3 separate regions of the Homo sapiens genome follow, and regions 1 and 3 are each linked to region 2. The links are chromatin loops, found by intact Hi-C in ENCODE. Cell type or tissue: endothelial cell of umbilical vein. All regions are shown on one strand.

Region 1 (8,000 bases), 330 kb after region 2:
CTTATTTTGGTTGAATTTAATGCTCCACTTCTAGTTTCCCAAGTTGGAAACTGAGGTCATTGGTTTGAGATTTCTTATTAATAATATAGGTGTTTAGTGATATAAATGACTCCCCAAAGTATGGTTTTAACTGCATCCCACAAATTTTGATATGTTGTATTTTCATTTTTACTCAGTTTAAATACCATTTTCCTTTATATTTCTCCTTTTAATATGGGTTATTTTAAAATGTGTTATTAATTTCCACACACTTTAGGACTTTTCTTGATTTATTTCTTTTATTGATTTCTGTTTCAATTCCATTGTGGTCAAAAAGCATACTTCATACAATTTGAATCCTTTTATTCATCCTTGCTTTTATGGTCCCGAATTTGATTGATTGGTAAATGTTCCATATGCACTTCAAAAAGACAAGCATTCTGTAGTTGTTGACTTGAATGCTGTATATATTTCACTGGATCTATCTGTTGACAGTGTGGCTCAAATTGTCTATATCTTTACTGGTTTTCTGCCTATACTATCAATTATTGAAGGAGGATGTTGAAATCTGACCATAATTGTGGATATATCTATTTCTTTTTACAGTTGTTTTTGTTTCTTGTATTTTGAGGCAATGTTATTAGGTGCATACGTATTTAGAATAATGGTATTTTCATGAAGTAAATATTATCCCTAGTAATATTACTTGCTCTGAAATCTATTTTGTCTTATAGTAATAGAGAGCTACTTCAGTGTTAGGGTGAAATATTTTTTTTTTTCATTTCATTTCAGATTTTCCATTGCTAGTATATCAGAAACACAATGATCTTGTATTAGACATGCCTGTATTAAAGTCATAAATCATTAAAGTTTAAATAATCTTAGAAATTATTTAACCCAACTGTTTCATTTTGCAACTGAGTAACCGAGACCAAAAAGATAGAGTTACTTTTCAACACCACAAATCTGGTCATTGGAAGTGCCCTTATCTTCTGTCAGATACACTGCTTATTTGAACCCATCTCTCTTGATTTCCTGGCCAATAATCTTTTCTCCTGAAAGCACTGTCACCACGTAGGCCAATCACACAAATTCCAAGATGGGATACTTACTATGAAAATGGTTACATTTTTAATACCAATCTAATTTTGGTTCACCAACAATTTTGGATACCTTTCTTCTATATTTGACTGAATGTATAACAAGTCTGGTTTTTGAGTTCATTTAAGACAAAGAAGTTCTTCTAAAATATAATAAAATTCTCATTTAGCACTTGAAATATCATTCCTAAATATTAATATTTAAAACTCTTTTATTAAGAAAAGTAATATATATCGAGAACCTAGGTGTTAGGAACAGTAAAATATGCATTTTATTATATACATTATGATTTAGGTAAGTTATCTCGTTTAATCCTCAAGTAACCATATGATTATTCTCATTTTACAAATGAGAAAATTGAGGACAGAGTGAGATAAAGTAACTTACTAAAAGTGGATCCAGAATTTGAGAGCAACACTTTTTGACTCCAAAACCACCAAGACAATGTTTTCCAGACCTCAATTTTTTGGCGATGTATGCATTATCTGCATAATTCTTCATTTAAATTGACAAATATTTAACTTAAATACATTTATTTAAAAACTATTTTTACTTCCTTGGAGGAAAACCAATATCACTTTCCATAATTATAAGATAACTTTAAAAATCAAATAAAAACAGAAAAATATCGCTAAACTCTAGGTAAACATTTTACTTGCTGCTCTTTGTTGTTGTTATTGAAAAACACAATTAAAAGGTATTTTAAAAATTTAAAAGACATATTTGCATTAAGCTGAACATTCCCATTATGTAACCTGAAGCTCCTAAAAAGAATAGAAAAGAAAATTGCTTTCTCGTTAGGTAATTCATTGTATTTTAATGATCCATTTAGAACTAAAAACTCATCTCTCAAAGGACGGATGTGAGTCCACAGTTAGGGCATCAGTACATTTTAGGCAGGAGTAGCTTGAACAAAGATAAAGAGTTGTGAGAAAGGTTGGATATCATAGAACCCCCAGAGGTTAGGAATTCCTTGAGTGGTAGTTCTAAACATTGTATGTAATTTTCACCTTCAGAGTTTAAGACACAGACAAAAAGAATCAGAATACATTACGTAGATTGGAGTGTCCATCTCTTTTAAAAGTTCCCTAGGTAGTTCCAGTTCTTAGGAAGGGTGGAAAACTTCTACGATAGGATGTTTGTATGAGAGGATGGTAGTGGTGGTGATGGTGTTGAGTAGGTTGGTAGGAGAAAGGCCAGATAGATCAGCAATATCTGCTCTGAATGTGAACAGGTGGAATGGTAAAAATATCATTATTAATTGCTATCTTAGGGATGGAAAATGAATAACTTGTCCAAGGTAGTTGGATACCATCTTGAAGAGCTGGCAGAGTGCTGACGCTACCTTCCATTAAGAATAAACATTCATGAATTTTCTATCTCAGATGCTCTTTTGACTTAAACGCCTTATGGTCTTTTCTTATAATTAAAGGCATTAAATTCATATGTGAAGAATGCATTCATGACAGCATATTTAAATAATGATCTAAACGACTTTCCCCAATACTTTACAATAGACATAAGTATTTTTGAAACAGCTTTAACACAATCGCTGCCTATAAATAGGCGCAGAGAAGAGTTTGATAACTTTTTTAAAGTAGCAGTATTTTAAAATAGAGTACACACAACCCAAATTCGCATGTGTAAATAAATAGAATGCATGAAAAGAATCTGAATGTGAATCACTTCCCTTAGTTATTTATCCATTGTTTTGATGCTGTCCTAAGACCCATTTAAAATAAGGCATCTTTCTGGTGGGTAACAAATTCGTAGTCTATCAAGCTGGGATCCCACTAACATTGGCCAAACTGCTGCAGACATGAAGACTTCATCTGGGAACCCGAAAGGAGAACTCAAAATCCAAATCTTCAGACTTTCTTAGGAGAAGCGTGGAAGTGGGAAAAGGAGAAATTCAAACTCTGCTTAATTTCAAAAGGGCAGTAAAAGGGGAGGCTGCAAAGGCTAGTTTACAAAAATAGACGTCGAGAACTCCTAGGGAAGCAAGTAGAAACGGGCTTTTTTTGGGGGAGGAGACATTTGCAGCCCATTGGACGGATTCCCCGCCGCCCTCCTCCCAGAAGGTCCCCACTCCCCGCCCCGGGCCCTCCCCCGGCTTCCGCGCTGGGCCGGGAGCCTGGGTGGGCGGGGTAGCCTCTCTAGCCTTGCCTTCTTGGCTGGAGGCACAAAGGCATTAACTTAGCGCCCGGGGTCTCTGCCAGGCTCACGGGACAGCTGCACCTCTCAGCGTCTCCAGCTCCAGGACGCGGTCGTCCCAACTCCTTCCGAGTGGAAAGAGTGTAAAACTTTTGTCCGTGCGCGGGTGGAGCTCAGTAGGACCACGGCGCGTCCTGCCCCGGCTTCCCCAGCCTCCCAGCAGGGTTAGCTGCGGTCAGCGCACTTTCCACTTGGGACTCCCGGCCAGAAATTTCTCGGGAATGGAGCGGTCACAGTGTGGCAGCAGAGACCGAGGCGTTAGCGGCCGACCTCACTTGGCCCCTGGGCTAGTGGTGGCTGCCCCTCCGCCCCCGTCCCCGGCGTTGCCGGTACCATCGGGGATGCAGGTTCCCCCAGCGTTCCTGCGGCCGCCCAGCCTCTTTCTGCGAGCAGCGGCCGCGGCCGCCGCCGCCGCTGCCGCCACCTCGGGAAGCGGAGGCTGCCCGCCGGCTCCCGGGCTGGAGAGCGGGGTAGGCGCGGTGGGCTGCGGCTACCCGCGGACGCCCAAGTGCGCCCGCTGTCGTAACCATGGTGTGGTGTCAGCGCTCAAGGGCCACAAGCGCTTCTGCCGCTGGCGGGACTGCGCGTGTGCCAAGTGCACCCTGATCGCCGAGCGCCAGCGCGTCATGGCCGCCCAGGTGGCGCTGCGCAGGCAGCAGGCGCAGGAGGAGAGCGAAGCCCGGGGGCTACAGAGGCTCCTGTGCTCGGGGCTCTCCTGGCCCCCCGGTGGTCGGGCATCCGGGGGCGGCGGCAGAGCCGAGAATCCACAGTCCACGGGCGGCCCTGCGGCGGGGGCTGCGCTGGGACTGGGTGCCTTGAGACAGGCCAGTGGTTCCGCGACCCCCGCTTTCGAAGTTTTCCAGCAAGATTATCCTGAGGAAAAACAAGGTGAGTTGGTCTTTGATTTACTCTTTGCTCAAGGAATGGTTGTTCTGGAAAGAAACTCTGAAACAAGCCACCGTGTCCATAGGCGGGCAGGAATAGTTGTTTAAAAGAAACACTTTAAGTTTTGGGGAACTGCTCAGCAATATGGACATTAATGAGAGTGTGAGAGACCCCATCGCCTTCACTTTGGAGGAATTTACTGTTGTTCCCTCAGGTGATAGGATGAGATAATGAAAAAATGAAGCATGGGTGGTAACAAATGAGCAATTCACCCTAGGAGTAGAGTTATTTACTCGGAAGTTGATTTGACTTTCACTGTGTGAGTAGAACTTCAAGCAGGCATTGAGCGAAAAGCTTCGTAAGAGGTGCTGTGTTTGAGTCTGCTCTGTACTCTTTCCAGACAGGATCTCACTCTGTTGCCCAGGCTGGAGTGCAGTGGCGCCATTACAGCTCACTGCAGCCTCAACCTCCCCAGGCTCAGGTGATCCTCCCTGCTCTGGACTGTTTTCAGCTGTAAAACCAGAGCTGATTTTGCGTGGGAAACTCTGATAGTTGGGGATGCAGTTCTTTACTACATGTTGGGGCAAACATTTGTTGCAAGCTTGATGTGGGGAAGAGACTGAAATCTACCAAACCATCGTCTTTCTTTGTTTCTTCACTCTAAATTGTTTTCGCAAAATGTAATTTGTAAAACCATAGGTAAGAATTTCAAAGTTCAATATTAGAGGTTTTTTATCCAAGGAGTTTTCATTATTTTTCTCTTATTTTTTGACTGCGAGTCAGTTGCCTTCATTTCCTGCGTTAGGAGATATATTTTAGTGAACTTCATAGCCCTCCACAGGGCCTACTAAGCAGTGAAAATATCATTGTGATTTTTTTTTTGTATAAGTCAAAAACTTATACAAAACTTATAAAGCTGTATTATATGAAATTGTATGATAGCTATACAGTAAACTATTAATTAGAAACCTTCCTTGAATTATGAAAATTGCAGATCTCAACAGATTTTTTCGCTCAATGGCTGCTTGAAGTTCTACTCACACAGTACATTCGAAAAATTCTGTGAATTGAAATGAGGCATTCAGTTCAGAGTGAATTTTGTGTTTGCATGTGTCAACTTTTGCACATATTCTAATTTATTTGAGTAGGCAAAACAGACTTTCTACAATTCCCATGAAAGATGAAGGTGCTAAAGAGCACAGTTATTAAGTAAAAGTGCTATGAAAGAGAAGTAAAAGTGAGAATTCCTGAAACTACACCGATAGTGAAATGGCTGACATCTCCCTGTGAGACACTGATTTATGTGATTTCTAGTTGGTACCAAAGTGTTCTGTTTTATAGAGCTAATTATTTTACTTTGTTCTTTGCCTCAGATGATGCCCCCTCCCCCATAAGAAGCAAGCTAATGTTTGAAAGGTTACTTCAATAGCTTTCTAAATTGACTGGTTCTCTTACACAATAGCCATGAACTGTGGTAAAATAGTCTATTTAATTTACTCATTCATTAGACAAAGACTAACAGTGATTTAGAAGTGAACAAGTTTTTCCTACACAGAAGAACCTTATATTCAAAAGAAGGCAGACTATATGTATCCAAAAACTACAATGCAAGGCTTAATATACAATGATAAATGCAATAGAAGTAAAGCAAGCTGTAGGACTTGAGAAGACAGAGAGACGATATAAGTGGTATTATATTTTAAAGACACCATATTTTCTAAATAATCTTATGCAAATTGGTATTTCATTACATATATTGTACTGTGAGTAAAATATAACAAGACATTATTTTATGATTTCATGCATAAATTGCTATAGAGATGAAATGTTGATAATTGACATGTTCGGGGGCATGCTCATTCATATTTACAAGTAAAGTGGAATGGAGGACTAATGCTAATCTATTTCCACTTGGCAAATTTCATTAGAAAAGTATTATTGTGTTATTTAAAGTTGAAAATCCTATAGAGTGTTTGCAATTTTTGCAGTAGTGACATTCTTTTTTTCATATGCTTATGGGAACAGCATATAGGAACAGCATTTTGAACTTCAAAATGCTAAATTGTATACACTTTAATTTTAAAATAAACTATAGCTATTTCTTTAGAATTTAGAACTGAATTCTTCTTAAGAAAACTGGAGAAAACTGGAGTATTGCAAATCATATTTACAAATCACTGTCTTAGGCAATATTTGTTTTGTGACATTCATAAACTTGGTAGAAAAAGGAAGTTGGACAGAATTACTCTGCACACTCCACTTAACAGTTTACTCTTACCTATATATCTCTAGGGTAATAGAAAATGTAAACCAAAGTAAAAGTTACATAGTAAATATGGCTATTTTAATTTTTGTGGTGTTAACCTAGTAAAGGGTATTAACATATTCTTGTTTGATTAATATGCTCAACATGTTGAGATAGAAAAACCAGAACTTTGTGTAAAAGTACTTTTGGAAAATTGCCCCTAACATTGGAGGAGGGCTGTGATTTAAAGCAAATGCCTAATATGTTGTTTTTAAAAGACAATTTGAGGATTTGTGTAGATTGCAATAGGACAGTTTATAATTTTCTTTTACAAACAATTTGCTTTTAAAGTCTGTTATTGATATTTCTTAAGGATTGAAAAAGAAAGTACATTTCATAGAGGATTATGAAAAATACCGTCTGTGTCATCTCTCATAAAATGAAATATGCAAGCTCTAGTATGATTTGGGATTGACATAGCAATAGTACTTATTGGTTTAAATCTGAAATGAAATGAACAGTTTTTTTTTACATTATTCAAGTAAATTAATTATAACCTGAAATATGAGATAAAAAACCAATTGTTAAAATTTAGCATTAGTGATTAAATAGAATATTCATTTTCAAACTAAGATTATTCCTTTTATTCCTTATTCATTTTATTCAGTTCTCTTTCCATAGTGTCATTCTGAAAAAATATCACTTAGATAACAACAAAACTTAGGTGACATTTAGGAAGATCCCACACAACCAAGATAGAACAGACAGTGTGCCATATTGGTGTTATGCAGACAATTTGGGGTAACAATACACTCTCATCTTCTGATTCCTAAATATAATTGCATTTTAATATTGCATACCTTTGTGATTCTGAGATGATATAATAGTATACTTTTCACTATTCCAGCACCTGCATTTCTGAATAATCTTTTAAATTTGAGTTATTCATTAAAATGTCTTGGAGTGTATAAATATTACTAATTAATAGGAGTGAATTAATTATATTATCCAGCATTATTTTTGAGTGAGCAGTACCACATTCTGGGAAGTCTTCCCTGTATTTGATTTTTTTTTCCCCCTCTTCTCCAGAACAAAAAGAGAGTAAATGTGAGTCATGCCAGAATGGACAAGAAGAACTGATCTCCAAATCCCATCAGCTTTACCTAGGATCATCTTCTAGGTCTAATGGTGTCATTGGGAAACAAAGTATCGGGTCATCTATTTCAGAATACTCCAACAAGCCTGATAGTATCCTGTCTCCTCATCCTGGAGAGCAATCAGGAGGTGAAGAGAGTCCCAGGTCCTTATCATCCTCTGATCTGGAATCAGGAAATGAAAGTGAATGGGTCAAAGACTTGACTGCGACCAAGGCAAGCCTTCCGACAGTGTCCTCAAGACCAAGAGATCCTCTTGATATCCTTACTAAGATTTTCCCAAATTACAGGCGCAGCCGGCTAGAAGGCATTCTACGGTTCTGCAAAGGGGATGTGGTCCAAGCCATTGAACAGGTTTTAAATGGCAAAGAACACAAGCCAGACAACAGGAACCTAGCAAACTCAGAAGAACTGGAAAACAC
Region 2 (8,000 bases):
TAACTCATGGCCCGATGATTTTCAGTTAACCAAATTCTCCCTTACTATCCTGGTTGCCCCTTCTGTCTTTTCCTTAGAAATGTTATTGTAGTATTTGCAAGATGGCCTGAATCCTGAACCCCCCATCTTCAATGAGCACCAAATGGTAATTATAGATTCCCAGCTGTAGAGCTATGTCAGACAAAGGAAACTTCATTAGTATGTACCAATGTTTGGACTCCAAATGCTTTTGTGTCTGAGTCACAAGGACTCCTCTTCCTTGGTGGCTTAAAGTTAGGCTGAAGAAGATTTACATTATGTTGTGCATGACCTCTTTAGTTTGGTTCTACTTATACTTTCAAGGAGGGAAGACTGGGGAAGGTGTCCCTTAGTGAGCATATTTTGTACAAATGAAAACAGGGTACTAACACTTATGCCAGGACGCATGCATAAACTAGGATGGTTCTGAGAAAACTGCGATATATGATCACTCCAGGGTCTCCCCTCTCAGAAGCGAGGGAGACTTAAACCTTTTACATCACCAAGTACATGGAAAGAAAGACAGCAGGGAAGTGATTCCGAAGAGAAACCTGAAAAAAGCAATGTGGAAAGATAGACACTTTAGCCTTTTCTTTCTTCTCAAAACTTCACATTCCTTTTCACTCTGCTTCACTTAAGCTGCCCTAGTTCCAGAGTGTTTCCTCTCTTGGGTGAAGATGGGAACAAGTACATGGGGTAGCAAGGGGTGGGTGGGACCTGTGCTCCCATTAAGGTTCTTCCAGAATCATTTCTATGTGATTATCAGCTTGGATCACATGGACTTGGGGATTATTGGTGGTTTTCTAGGGTAAACAGGGCATATTGTGCTGGAGGACATATTTTATATGTAACAATTTGGGGAAATTTTCTTTTATATTAAATAAAACTGAGATATGTAATGAATTAGGATGAAAAATTCATATTCATCTGAATTTTATAAGTGAATCATGAGAACTCAAAGATACTTAGCCCTTGGGACCATTTTTTACTCCTGTTCGGATCCCTTCAGCTAAGCATGATTATTTACTATTTTCAGCTATTAGTTATGTCTTGTTGAAAAAGTATGAAAAGAGCTGCCCAATAAATTAGAGTGTATGCTCAACATTCTCTTAGCTTCTTTATCTCTTTCCAAAATTGGATCAAATGACATTGGACATGATCAACTTCTTACTGTTTTGACAAACATCTGAGGATACTTTTATAATTGATAATTTGGACTAGATTATGCAATGTGTGATGAGACACAAGGTAGTCTGTACTCCCCATGATATGTATATCTGTTTGATATACTCAAACGGTGTATATCAAACGGATATAAGTTTGAGTAGGTATGGAGATGAGCCAGGGTTTATTTCTTCAACTAGTATTTACTGAATGGTCTTATGTGCCACAACTGTTCTGGAAACTGTGATACATTAATTAACAGATAAAGCCTTTCCCTCACAATGCATAACAGACCCAACAGAGTATGAATGTACATACAAACTAGTAAATAAGAAAACAAATAAAAGTATTCAGATAGTGCTATAACTACTGGGATGAAAATCGAGCAGGAAGGAAAATATAGCCTGCTTGATGTGGAAGACAGGGATAGCCTCTCTGAGGAGGTGACATTTGACCCAAGACCTAAATGAGGAGAAGGAGACAGTGAGATGAAAATGAGGGAAACAGCAATGGCAAATACAGAGAACTTGAGACAACTTGGCCCATTGGAGGGACAGAGACAAAGCCAATGTGGGACCACAGGGGATGAAAGGGAGGCTGATTGGAGAAATAGGCAGTGCTGAGGCCATAAAAGGTCCTATAGGTCATGGAAAGACATTTGGTTACCATTCTAATGACAGTGAGATGTTACTGGGGAGTTTTAAACTGGAGAATGTCATAACTGTCCAGATGTAACCAAATAGTAAAACCATTCTTCCTGAATAACTTGGCTAAAAGGAATATTATGACTACAGATGTACATGAAGATTAAGCAGAACATGGAAGAAAGGCCTCAAGTAAACTTGACCTCACATAAATATGGGAGGAAGATCAAATGGAAGCTGGGAGTGTTGAAAGAATGTAAGGGGAATGACTTCTAATAATGAACAAAAAGCTGTTATTTTATTATGAAGAAAAATGTTATGCATCTTATGCATGCAGAAGAAATTCCCATTCAAAAGACTTGGAAAATGTCTTGGGTGTTTACTATAATAAACCTTTTAAGATATAGAAAATTCACATATTTAGAGCTTAATTTCTAAAGAGCTCAGACTTCTCAGTTTATTATATGCTATGAAATTTTGTTTATTTTTAATTTAACCTACTTGTGTGCAAAATCAATAAGGAAGCTTAAGGAATATAAACAACTATTTAACATGGCCATTTAAATAGATTCAAAGTAAAGAATATCAGCATAGTGTTTCTTTGATATGACAACCCCTCCTCCCAGGGCACTTAAATGAAGGGTTGGGGGGGAATCTTAACCTGAAATTGAAAACCCTGAAATCATGTTTCCAAGGAAGGAGAAGGAAAATAGGAAAAACAAAAACAAAAAGCAGCAACTCATTTGGAAGCTCGTGGGAGAGGAGAGGAGGATTCATACATCTCGGACTGGTTTGCCTTAGCAAGTGAATCATTTAAATAGGAAAAAACAGGGGGCTGACTCAGCTTGAGCAAACTCTTGCTATCCCCTGCTGAGGTCCGCACTTGCTGTGGCCCCTGCCGCTCTCCTCGGACCTTGCTGCCCTCCTCCTTTGTCACTGTGGAGAAACAGGAAGGAATGTTTATTAGCAAGACTGACTGGGGTCACACCCAAGGCAATATCAGGTTTTTACCTCTCCCAGGCCTGGGAAGAGGTTCAAGGATCAAGGACAAGCTCCCGGTTAGAGTGAGAGGCAAGTTCAAACCTTTGAAAAATAAACTCACAACCAGCATTTGGCACAGGCCTCTGGAGTTTACAGAATGTATCTGCCTGTGTGTGATTTCATTAGTTCCTCCTGCCAATCTAATGAGATTTTACGTCCTGTAACAGTGAGGCAATTGGAGTCTCAGCAGGGAAAGGAACTTGCCTAAAACTGCAGGATGGGTAGCGCTTGGATCCTGACTTTCTGACTCCTAGGACTGTGCTGTCTTCAGATGATCACATGCCTTCTTGGCAGATGTTTCTAACAAAGGAGAGAGTTGCCCAGGGTGGGGCTCTGCTAGCTCCCTTGTCATGAGCCATTCTCTCCACATTGCCTTTTAGTTGCACCACATAGTCACCTTCAATTAGCTGTGCGAATAGGCTCACTCTTATGCTAACATGTACTAAAAGTGAAAATGGGGAGAGAGAGAGAGAGAGAGAAAGAGAGACACACAGAGAGAGAGACTCATATTATGGTATGTTCCCTGCCCCACCCCACTCCACTCCCTCTCAACAGGGAGAAAGTACCTGAAGAAAATCATTGCTATGAAGGGCATAGCCAGCTAAATGGGTGTCACTTAGTCTGAAAAATCTCAAAGATGTCAATAAGCCACTCGAGACAACAAGGAACCTGTTTTCCTGTCATCATTCCTTCTCAGTCCTTGGCTTTGGGAAGGGTAACTTTATGGAGAGAGAAGAACCTCTGTGGAGTTAAAAGGTTTATGAACTTTTTTCCCTGCAACAAATCAGTGACAGCTGTTCCACAGGCTGATGGTTTTCCCTTTACCTTTCGTTTTTTAACAGCTATGTCTCACAGTCCAGACTTGGAGTACAAGTAATAAGAAGAATAAAACTTAATCCCTTAAGTAGATTCACCATAAGTTAGCTCAGAGCAATTCCAGTGCAAGTATGGTCTGTGATCCAGTAGGTGAGTGACTCTGCTGCTGAAATTCACATGTATGTGAATTTCACAGTGGCCTTTGCTTTGTAGCATGCTGTAATCCTTTTGTCCATTTTCATCACACGAACTGCTGAATATAGGATTGTTAAATGGATGGGGAGATATCATGAAAATGATTAAAGAAGAAAGTTCTTATTTAGGGGTGCATACCTGCCTATCTGACCATTGTACTTAGGCAATCGGGATCTTGCTTTAAGAAAAGGTAGGCATTGGAGTCAGGCTGCTGGAGTATGAATCACTATGCTATCATTTTTCATTTGTTTTTGCTCTGTTACATTAGGAAAGTTATGTAGAATTTTGTGCCTCAGTTTCCTCATTCAATATGGGTGTAATAACTGTGCCTGTCTTGTAGGATTATTGTGAGGCCCAAGTGCAATAATATATAGTACACTGTGTCTGGCATCTAGTAAGCATTCATTAAGATGACATGAAGATAACACAGATATATCTTAACATGTAATTATGATTTTGCTTATTCAAGGCCAAGCATTCCAATTTAATGGAGTTAGGCAAACACAGTAAATTCATTGCTCTTTCCTTTTTATGCTACTTCCTTTGAAGAGGCAGTCAAGTTCCATTTGACTGATTCGGAACTTTTTAGCAATGTATATTATGCTGACTTCACTCTTATGCGCTCTTGGGGCTATAATTCATCAAGTTAGGCGAGCAAAGAAGTGTGTTGGTGAAAGAGAAATGAGGAAGAACAAGGAAGAAAAAAAGGGTCATGAGCTTATTCACTGCCAATATTTATTATATGGAACAATGACCATCCTTCAGAAGTGTTTGTTCTCTATTATACTGTAGGTGTGGAAGAATTATCATTGCTCAATAGCTGTCTCAGTCACTACCTGATAGACTTGGGAGGTCTGGCTATTTCAGGGCGCATTTGACATACAGTGACATTTTTGGATTAAAGCTTTCATGATGAGTGCCAGTCTGGGTCCAAAAGGGTTGAAAGCTGTCGCCATCTATAGGCTAGTTGTTTGTAGTAAAATACTTTCCCTCACTGCATTAGGTTCTTGGTACCATTTATCTAGCAGAGTTCTTCAGTGGGCTTGAGGCTTAGCAGTCAAGTTAAAACAATAACCAACATCCCAAACCCAGTGGCTGTCAAATTTCAGTGAGGTGGCATAGAACTTTAGCATGAACTTGAGCTTGGGTTCAGCTAGACTTTCATATAAATCCTTGTTTGAAGTTAGTAGCTGTGTGATCTTGGGCACTGATATTAAACCTTTATGAGAAAGTTATGTCTGAAATATGGGAAATAAACCTTCCACTTAGGTTGTTGTGAAGATTCAATGAGTTGTAACGATTGTATACACTATAATGATCTATATTACAGTTGTTTCATAAATATGATTGCCTTCATTTTATTCTTTCCTTGTCTCGTTCTTCCCAGTATCTTACAGACAGCAAGTTGAACATTGTGGGATGCATGAGCTATTGAGGCCTTTGCAGCTTTCTGCTACATGGAGGCTAGGGCCAGAGTCAAGATTTATGCTTTGCAGCACACTGGTCAGCTGTTTTTGCAAATCAGATTAAATGATTTTTAAATGAGGCTGAGAGCATGGGAGATACTAATGTGTGTTTCCTTGTGAGCTACTGCATAAGTAAGTGCTTTGTAAAATGTCAGGGGCTCCAGGATTATATGGTATTACTGTCACTATTGTAAGCACTTCTACCTTTTTTTTCTCCTTTTACAGGTTAGGAAATTGAAATACAGAAAGATGAAAAGTGATTTGCCCAAGCATATAGATCAAAGCTGTGGCAGAACCAGGACTGGAACCTATATCTCTCTACTAATGGTTTTTTTAAAAAAATAACCTTGTTTCAAAAATATTAAAAAGTCACAAGAAAGGTAAACATGTGGATAAACAAAATGAAGAAAATAAAAATTATCCAGTAATAACATATTGGCATATGTCTTTCTGGTATATTTTCCTGTGTTGTCATCATTATCATCTCCATCATCATTATATCCATCATTATCATCATCATCATCATCATCATCATCATTATCATCACCATAGTGAACATGTAATGCTTACCTAGTGCCAGATGCTGTCTAGGCATTTTACATGTGTTACTGGTAACTCATGTAATCCTCATAACAACCTTATAAGGTGGTTGCTATTATCCCCATGTTACATATGAAGAGACAGAAGCATAAAGAAGTTGCACCGCTGGTAATTGGCTGGGATTTGAACTTAAGCAGTCTAACCTTAGAGTAATGATTTTAACAACTATGCTATATACATACAAATTTACAAAATAAAACTGGGCTCAGACAATAAAAACAGCTCTCTTTTCATGTTATAATACTTTTTCACCCCATAACACATAATCACTAATGTTTTAAAGATCAAAACAATGCACATAAAATGTACTGGTTTTAAAAAAAAGAGGAAATAGCCACTTACCTCAACCAAACTAACTTGGAGATAGATTAGATTGATAATGGCAAGGGTGATGGGTAGATGGGTAGAGGTTGCTCAAAAAGAAACACAAAATATATCCTCTTTTAAGGATCCTGATGCTTTGCTCAAAGTAATTTTTATTCTTTTAAAACTAAAAAAAAACTGTACAAAATTCATAGGGTACATAGTGGCGCTTTGATATATATAATGTATAGTGATCAGATCAGGGTAATTCGCATACCCAGTCATCCTATAGTGGGTATAGAACACCAGAACTTATTCTTTCTATGTAGCTATAATTTTGTATCCTTTAACAATTCTCTCCCTATCCCTCCCTTCCCCCTACTTTTCCTAGCTTCTAGTATCCTCTGTTCTACTTTTTACTTCTATGAAATCAACTTTTTCAGCTTCTGTATGTGAGTGAGAACATGCGGTGTTTAGTAGGAAATTTCTGTTCCTGGCTTATTTCACTTAACACAGTGTCCTCCAAGAGCATCCATCCAGGATTTTATTGCTTTTTATGGCTTAATAGTATTTCATTGTGTATATATACCATATTTTCTTTGTCCATTCCTTTGTTTTTGGATGCCTGGATTGATTCTATAACTTGGCTATTGTGAATAGTACTGCAATAAACATGGTCTGTAGATGTCTCTTTGATATAATGATTTTCTTTCCTTTGGATAAATTGCTAGTAATGGGATTGCTCAATCATACCATAGTACTATTCGTAGTTTTTTGAGGAACCTCCATTCTGTCCTCCATAGTGGTTGTACTAGTTTACGTTCCCACCAACAGTGTATAAGAATTCCCTTTTCTCCAAATCCCTGCCAGCATTTGTTATTTTTTTTTTTTTGTCTCTTTGACAATAGTCATCCTAACTGGGGTGAGATGATACCTCATTGCAGCTTCAATTCACATCTCCCTGATGATTAGGGATGTTGAGCATTTTTTCATATATTTATTGGCCATTTGTATGTGTTCTTTTGAGAAACGTCTGTTCAGATCATTTTCCTACTCTTTAATTAGATTGTTTTTACTGTTGAGATGTTTGAGTCCCTTATATATTCTAGATATTAATCTCTTGTCAGATGAGTAGTTTGCAAATATTTTCTTCCATTCTGTAGTTTGTATATTCACTCTGTTGATTACTTCCTTTGCTGTACAAAAGCTATTTGGATTGATATAATCCCATTTGTGTATTTTGTTTGTGTTACCTATGTTTTTAAGGTATTATTCAGAAAATTTTTGCCCAGACCAAGGTCCTGAAGCATTTCTTCTATGTTTTCTTCTAGTAATTCTATTTTTCATGTCTTACATTTAGGTTTTTGATCCATTTTGCAATGATATTTATATAGGGTGAGAGACGGGAATCTAGTTTAATTCTTCTGCATATAGATATCCAGTTTTCCCAGCACCATTCGTTGAGGAGACTGTCCTTTACCCACTGAGTGTTCTTGATATCTTTGTTAAAAATCAGGTGGTTGTAGATATGTGGATTAATTTCTGGGTTCTCTATTCTGTTCTATTGATCTATGTGTCTGTTTTTATACCAGTACCATGCTATTTTGTTTACTATAGCTTTGTAGTATACTTTGATGTCTGGTAGTGTGATAACTCCAGCTTTGTTCTTTTTGCTTAGGATTGCTTTGGCTGTTTGGGGTCTTTTGTGGTTCCATATAAATTTTAGAATTTTTTTTTCTATTTCTGTGAAGAA
Region 3 (8,000 bases), 94 kb after region 2:
GAGGCTCAGTGCAGTGCATTTGAGAACATTGTTTTTTCTGTAAGGAAACAACTTGCTATCACTCTGACCTAGGCAACAGATTTACAGATGCACTTAGGAAATCTAGTGATCTTTACTATCTGCTATCTCTAAATGTGACTGAATTGCATTGAATAAATATTTACTGAGAGTCTACTAAGAAGAGCCTCCAAGATTCTGCATTAGATTTGTACAGAAGTCGCTGTAACATGCTAGGAGAGCCATCAGAGGAGACAGAAGCAAACTCATGGTGGTAAGAGGATGCAGGAGTCTGTGGTGGCTGTGGTCTTAGGAATATTTCAGGGTATCAAGGAAGTAAGCTAATGAATAATTTCTGAAAGGGCTTTGAATACTTGGCTGGCAATGGCAAGTTACATATGACCAACCTAATTATCACTTTGCTTCTCATCCAATAATGAGTCAGTGTCTGTCTGGTGAGGTTCTGACACACCCAAAGTGCTCTGCCAGCAGATATATGAAACTCTGAAGAATAGTCTTCATATGATCTTTGGTTGTGATATGATTAGGAGGGAGTAGTCTGAATTGTGGGGCTCCCTGAAGTCTTCAAGCAGGGTTCTGGTCCGCAAGTTCTCTCCTGGAAGGTGGGAGGGGTCCTGAGGGGTCATGATCTATTCAAGCCCCCATCCAACCCCCACATCACTAAACATTCCCATTTGTGTCTTCTGGTGCTTCATGTTACATATGAAGTACAAAGACCATTGAATACTTTCACTTTCATTTTGGAAATCCTATCTATTGAGGGTAGGAAATGTGGTTTCTAGGGTTTGTTGACCATTTGGTTACAATTTGGGATTGCAACTGACTTGCAGGATTTCAGACAATGCAAAGGCAAAGTCTAGTCTATTCCTGGAAGAAAAATCATGGGATGGGGAGACCTTTTTTATCTATGCCACTTTTTAACCTTTTTTTGGAGGTACTGGCAGTTATAGCCACATAATTCTATTAGGCCATCGATGGCTGGGTCTAGATCTGTGACTTTCAAATTAGGTCTTAATAGGGTTGGAATAGGGTTATAGTGGTGTCCATTGTAAATTGGTTCCTAAAATTTTATTTATGTCCCATCTACTCCTTTAACAAATATGCCTTAAGCACTTACTATGTGAGGGACTCTGTGTTAATTCTTGTCAAGAGATATAAAAATGTATAGTCTTGGCCGGCGCGGTGGCTCACGCCTGTAATCCCAGCACTTTGGTAGGCCAAGGTGGGTGGGTCACGAGGTCAGGAGATCAAAACCATCCTGGCTAACACGGTGAAACCCCGTCTCTACTAAAAATACAAAAAATTAGCCGGGCATGGTGGTGGGCACCTGTAGTCCCAGCTACTCGGGAGGCTGAGGCAGGAGAATGGTGTGAACCCGGGAGGCGGAGCTTGTAGTGAGCCTAGACTGTGCCACTACACTCCAGCCTGGGCGACAAAATGAGACTCCATCTCAAAAAAAGAAAAAAAAAAGTGTAGTCTTGCATGCCTCTTTATCACCTGTCAAGGGTGATAAGTTTAAAACAATTTTTTTCCTCTGGGATTTGAAGATTTTCTCCTGTTTCTTTTCTTCACTATTTCTTAAGATGAGAGTCTCTATGTCCTGTGAATATGTAATAAGCAAAGAACAAAAGTAGTTTTCTGACCTTTAACTGTTTCAGAATAGTTTTGAATATATTAGTTAAAATAGCATAATATTATGTCTTCAACATGAATACAATATCTTAAATTTCATGAAACATGGCACACACTTGTTCTGTGTAGTAACTGTAATAAGGCAGACATCGTTAAATGCCCTATTTTGTAGATGGTGACTCAGAGGTCAAGTAATTTCATTATGACTGGCCAAGTGGCAGAACCTGAACTGGAAAGGGGAGTGTGGTGCCCTTTCCATTGCTTTACATTTCCTTGTAAATGTCAAGAGCAGCTGAATGTTAGTATTCTTTTCAAACTGCAAAGTGACTTTTCAGCAATTGGGGTTGTTGTTTGAAATGTTTTTGAATGGCTTGTCTTCTATCTTTCCCTCATAGGAAAAGAAAAATACGACACATAGCCATGATTGAAGACGTGTACCTTCATCTGAGAAGACATCTGCAAATATTCTGGTCACTATTAAACTATATCCAATTTTTAAGTTGTTTATTTTTAAGTGAGGGCTGTTTTTATAGATAAAGTTTAAAAAGTCTGGCATTGTTGACATATATTTTACATTAACCTTTGCTTTTGGAAGAACCAGATATTCCCAATGTTAGTGTAATCGATCGTATTTTTTTGATTGTTATGTGGCAGTTGCATGTATTACGTTTTTAAGTTGTCATAATAACCTGGTGAGAGAAGTACTATTATTATTTGACTTTTGTAGATGAGAAAATTGAGAGACAGAAAAGTTAAGTGACTTGCCCAAGTTTATACAGCTAGCAAGTAGAAAAACTGAGATTTAAACTCGGGATGGACTTGTTCCAGAGCCCATGTTTTTAACCACAGCATTATACTGACCCGTCTTGGCACTGCACTGATGAGGTGTGTGATCTTTCTTAGGTCACCTAATGGTTTTGGTTTTCAGATTCATTTATGAGAAGGAGAATGCATGGGATAATTTATTTTCTGAGCAGTATTCCTTGTATGCTTACATGCCTTTATTTAGTCCTCACAAGAACCCTAGACATAGATAGAATTATTATCATCCTTATGTTACATATGGGAAAATTAGAACTTAGAGAGTTCAAGTAACTGCTAAAGGTGACATAATCGGTGTAAGAACTGGGAATCACCGCCAAGATTTCAATCACTATGCTTTACTGTCTTTCCTTTTTAGGGGCTTATGCTGCCGTCAAATTCTTTACATTGAATCCTGGCTTTTTATTTTAGAGTCATAATGGCAATATGTTTGTTTCATAAAACCTTTCATTTAGAATTCATCCAAGAAGTGACTTAGTCTACTTATGGCTGCAAATACTGGGGAGCCATTAGCACAGTGACAGCAATCTTAACAATGAAACATTGTGCTATTAATATTATATTATTATTTTTTTGAGGAGTCACATGTGTAGCAAACAGGATGTAACCGGACATGTCAGGCAAGCTGTTGCTAACCCTGAAGACTACAAGGGATTAAATTCTCATTATTCCTCAGAGTTAGTCCCCAAATATCTGTGTATGTTCAGTTTCTTCAGTTTGGCAGGAAGTTTTAAAGAACTAAACAGCATGCCCTTCCGCCTGTGGCATATTCATAAGCTATTTTTGGGTGAGTCATCGGAATTCTGTGGTTTGTATCCTGAAGGGGGAGAGGAGACACTGTATGTTTAGCCTTTTTTTTTTTTTTTGAAACAGCTAGTTGAAAAAAAAATTCTTTGATAAAAGTTCAACATTAGGTAAGAAATATCTGCGGCAGGATCTTTCCATTGTGATAAATATTCCTCTCATGTTCACATCTCTGGGAATATTATACAAGTTTAATTATTTGACCTGTGCATATTCATGGCTTGACCTAGTGCACACAGAAGCTCTGGTCTGGTGTTTAGCTGAGGCAATTCATGGGGAATAAACAACTGGCTAAATGAGTCTTCTTCTGTCCTTGGAGTCTGCTCCCTAATGTCAAATCAATGCAGTAAGCTGGATAGAGTTGTGGACATTTATGAAAACACAAAGACCAAGCCAAACCTTTTGAGGCCTGTTAGGTAATATAACTAATACTGTAATTGTGGGTTATGATTAAATATTTGTAATGGTAAAAAAAAGAAGTGGGTGAAAATTGACAGTCTTTTTCTTTGTAACAACAAGAGAGCCTAAGAGGGAATTCCAGTAATTAATACATATTTTCCTATCTCATCAGGAAAAGGAGCTGATTGTTAATGGAAGAAGGAAGAAATACAAGTTTGTTGGGTATTTAGTATATGCCAGACGCTGTACTAGGGCTCAAAAAAAATTCCATAGAGACCATTTAGATCTGGCGAACATACTACTTTCAGAAACTGAAGCGAGTTTGTGGTCTACAGCATCAGTAGTCCATAAGACAGAGATTTAAGAAAAGAAATGGTGGTATTTAACACCCCTGTTCAATTATAGTTATCCATATGATATGACTGACTGATTTGTGACTGTCAACAGACGTATTCATAGAGGACAATTTCAAGTTAATCTTCAAAATGGGAGAGTTAAATTATTTTTAAAAAATAAAGAGTGACTACTGTTTGGTCCTTGAAATGATGTTAGGTGGATCATGAATTAGGCATTAAATGGCATTAAAACACATAATGAGAAAATTCTCTCTTTTTAATTCCCTTTCAGTTTTCTGAGTATGTCAAGCAGGAAGTTTCAGTGTGGTGTTAGTGAAATGTTAGCTCTTCTCAGGGCAGGCAACATCTCCCTTCATAACACTCCTTTTTAGAGTTACATTTTATTATGTTTTATTTCTGGCAAGTGAAATTGGTTTCCATTTATATGGAGTAGATATTAAAAATGTATTCATATGAAATATTAATTGATTTAAAAATATTAACTAAATAATACATGTAGTGAGCTGAATGGGCAATGGGACACCACCCTGAAGAAATTATCCACTGTGTAAAACTTCACAATTTTAGTGATTAAGAGGCAGATGGTTTCATAAAAGAAAACAAAAAATATAGTTTGTTTAAGATCTACCTGCTTGTCCAGAGCAGTTGTGTTCAAAGTGTGGTCCATAGACAAATGATGGTCTATGAACTTTTTGCCTGTCTGGAAAAAAATAAATATAGAACTCGTGAGTAACCATTTAGAAACTTTTATAGCTTTTATAGCTTATAGCTTATTGCTTTCATATCCAATTGCACAATATATTTTTCTAGTAATTGTTTTTGGTATTTTACAAAAGTGTCATTCTGTGATAAATTAGGGGAAAACCTAATCATTTGAGAGGGATTGATCTAAAACATATATTTAGAACAAGAACAAAACTAAGAAAAGTGGTAGTCTAAGCAGTTATGGAAAAAGAACATGCATTGGCAGAAAGTATGCAATCATCACAGGATCTAAAAAATAGGAATAAAGAGACTAAGATGGTACCTTTGTAAGGATTGGGACTGTCACAATTATCTTATGGTTGTATCCCAAGGATCCAGTGTAGGTCTTGTCATATAATCAGCATTTGATAAATATCTGTGGAGTGAATGAAGAAGTAAATGAATCAGTGAATGAGCTATGGTGCTTGGCAAGTAGGTCTAATGCAATCGCCAGAGAAAATGCTCTATTACATTGCAGTAATTGTTCATCATGCTTTTCCATTTATAACACTCTCTAATTCCCTTTTTTTCTAGATATATAAATATCAAGTCAACTTCCAAGTATGTATTAATTAGCTTGTCAGTGAATCTTGATTCCAAAAATGTGGTGCCTCAATTTAAAATAAATACTTTTAAATATTGGGTTGAATACTACAACAGGAAGCATAGACTGGATTGTGTTTCAGTAGGAAAAACCTCACTGTCTCAATGGCTTAATCCAACAATCACTTATTTCTTTCTCACATATATGTCTAACAAAGACTGACATAGGGCTTTGCTTATTACAGTCATCTCAACCTGTGTTTCCATGATAACCGTAACAAAAGATGTAGCAAATAACACACTGCCTCTTAGAGCTTCTGCCTGGAAGTGACACATTTTACTTCTATCCACTTTTTTTTTTTTTTTTTTTTTTTGGCGAAAGCAATGAATTCACATCTAATATCAGCGAGGTAGGGAAATGCAGTCCTACTATGTACCAGGAAACTGGAAAGCCAGAAAAATTTCTTGAAGAACACTACTAACCAGCATATACACCCATATGAATTAGATTAACAATAATTATTCTACCTCTGGTTGATCTTCTGTGATTGTACCAACAGCACTGAGTTTATGCACTGCCAGATAACTGGGCTGAATCGTCAATGTGGTGATCCCGTGAACATACTGCTGTTGATACACTTCTGCCTCAGCTGTCAGCTTGCTTACTTTAGCAGCAGCTCTGTTTTCCATTCTTTCTAATATCAATAGTGACATCTGCTACAGAATACCAACTTCTCTGGTTTGAATTCTCTCTCTACCAACTAAACATTACAACTGAATATTTCCTCCCATGAGAAGGAAGGTGATTGGCCTTAGATCTTGCTCTGAGAGATTTCTTCTAATGAATTTTTTAAGTGGCTGCAAATGTAAACTTTCTGTAAATATTCTTGTGTGAGATTGTTAGAATGAGTCAGGTTCCAGGAAGCTGATCAAGCCTGAGAAAATTGAACATATGAAATTTCTAGACTTGCAAACTTGAGAAAGAGGCCTGAGGTCCTAGTGATCTATAGTATTCATGCTATGAGTGTTCAACAGTTTCTGTCTGTCTGTCTGTCTGTCTGTCTGTCTCTCTAACCTACTTATTTTCTAAATGTCTTCCAACACAGGACATACCAACATGTCTAAAGTGGGCTGGAAAGGATAATTCTGAGGTACATAAACATTTTTGCTCTGTAATGCAATATAAAATATCTCCACCCCTTGCTAATAGTTTTGCATAAAGTACTTAAAAATTTTCCAGAAAAAAAGATTTACCTTAAAGACATCACTTTTTTTAATGATACTGTCAGCATTATGTGGACTTCCAAAATTAGTGGAATCTGAATCCAGATGGGTGAAATCTAACGGCACACTAGAGAAAACCATGATTTTCAAAATTATAAATAAATATCAAAACCTCAATATCTGCCTCTGTCTACAAACAGATGACAGAAGGAGGCAGACGTTTGAGACTTCAAAATATGATTAGTATTAACAGCCAAATTAGATTACTAAATTTCTTAAAAGCCACTTTGAAGAGGCTTTTCCCCAAGCTGTCTGTATTGAACGTATTAACAGAATGATTTCCAGAACTTTACAAGATTGTGCCAGTGGACACAGACTAATCACCCGCTGAATTATGGGGGAATGGGGGAGGATTTTTTATTACTCCTACATCAGCTGTGGCACATCTAGACATGTAACTAATCATTTATTAGCCTCTAATTTTGGAAGCTGGCTTTAGACGATAATCCTCATAAAAAGCTAACAAGGAGATGCCTTTGATAAGGCAGTAAATCACTAAGTAGAGAAATAAGCAGTTGATTTATGACTACTTAAATATTTTAGTCTCTGAAAGATAAACCTCCATTTCTGTTTTGCAAGTGACATTCCTATTGTTCCTTAAAAAAATTAAACTTTGATTACGTGATGCAGACAGAACATATTTCCCCCAGTTTCAGAGATTGTAGTTGAGTGACTGAACTTAAATACTAAGATCACTTCCAATTTCCAGAGCCTACTCACTCAGTTTCTTGAAACAGTCTGTGTCTCCAGAGCAATCAGCCTGGCATTGGCAGAGCAGGTGCTCTGTTAGTATATTCTGGTGTGTAGTGCATCAATCCTGTGTTAAAAATTTAAGATTCTATAGGTAAAATATTACTCAAATCATAAAATATTGTCCTTTTAAAAAAATCTAACACATCCTTCATGTTCTTGTTTCAGGACCTTTGCATTTGTCACTCCTTGTAGCCAGAACACCCTTCTCTGAGATATTTTGTGGCTTATTCCTTTATGTCTTCCAAGTCTTTGTTAAAGTCTTGCCTTCTTAGAAAGACCACAGCTGGCCACATTTTCTATAGTATCACCTCACTCACTTTCTAGCCGTGCTGTTATTTTCTTCATAAAACCGAACTCTACTAACACATTAATTTGTCTATCTACTTATCTTTCTTCTTTATTAGAACGTAAACTCCATGAGATGGAGTGGTAGTAGTGTGGGAAGTACTTCATATTGTTTATAACTGTTTCTATAGTGCCTAGATTAATGCTTACATCTTACCTGCTGAGCACTTAATACTTTTAATAAAAGAATGAAAGGGGGTTGGAGCAAGGTGAAGAAATAGAAGGCCCCACCGATCATCCCCCAACCTACCTCCGCAAGGACACCAATTTAACAAATATCCACACACAACAAAACACTTT

What was found. Peaks named below come from ENCODE experiments on the same cell type or tissue, not always from the same donor. Only the 100,000 strongest peaks of a DNase experiment are listed, where the experiment ranks them.
Region 1: a loop joins it to region 2, with 4 times the contacts of the local background. A loop is called at or near these places in 2 of 110 quality-filtered maps.
Region 3: it touches region 2 in a loop (2.0-fold over the local background); 4 of 110 quality-filtered maps call a loop at or near these places.

What each region holds. Positions count from the first base shown.
Region 1 is chr9:22,443,551-22,451,550 of GRCh38, forward strand. It overlaps DMRTA1 (DMRT like family A1), which reads left to right and starts at 3,274. Exons shown (of 2, transcript NM_022160.3): 1 at 3,274-4,182; 2 at 7,514-8,000. The coding sequence starts at 3,516. RefSeq lists an enhancer at 3,450-3,949. In endothelial cell of umbilical vein, a CTCF peak has its summit at 3,953; DNase peaks (open chromatin) are centred at 3,211 and 3,881; H3K4me3 peaks cover 1,582 bases; H3K27ac peaks cover 1,575 bases; H3K27me3 peaks cover 462 bases.
Region 2 is chr9:22,114,935-22,122,934 of GRCh38, forward strand. CDKN2B-AS1 (CDKN2B and CDKN2A antisense cis and trans regulatory RNA 1) reads left to right here. Exons shown (of 19, transcript NR_003529.4): 17 at 3,710-3,833; 18 at 5,266-5,476; 19 at 5,570-5,779. Among named protein-coding and RNA genes, the nearest start is that of CDKN2B, 110 kb to the left of the region's middle. RefSeq lists enhancers at 2,378-3,577, 3,050-3,695. In endothelial cell of umbilical vein, a CTCF peak has its summit at 4,831 (motif pointing left); DNase peaks (open chromatin) are centred at 2,037, 2,777 and 4,837; H3K27ac peaks cover 1,687 bases.
Region 3 is chr9:22,208,619-22,216,618 of GRCh38, forward strand. No RefSeq gene overlaps it. Among named protein-coding and RNA genes, the nearest start is that of CDKN2B, 200 kb to the left of the region's middle. In endothelial cell of umbilical vein, no CTCF peak of the experiment used is centred here; DNase peaks (open chromatin) are centred at 3,243 and 6,153; H3K27ac peaks cover 1,258 bases.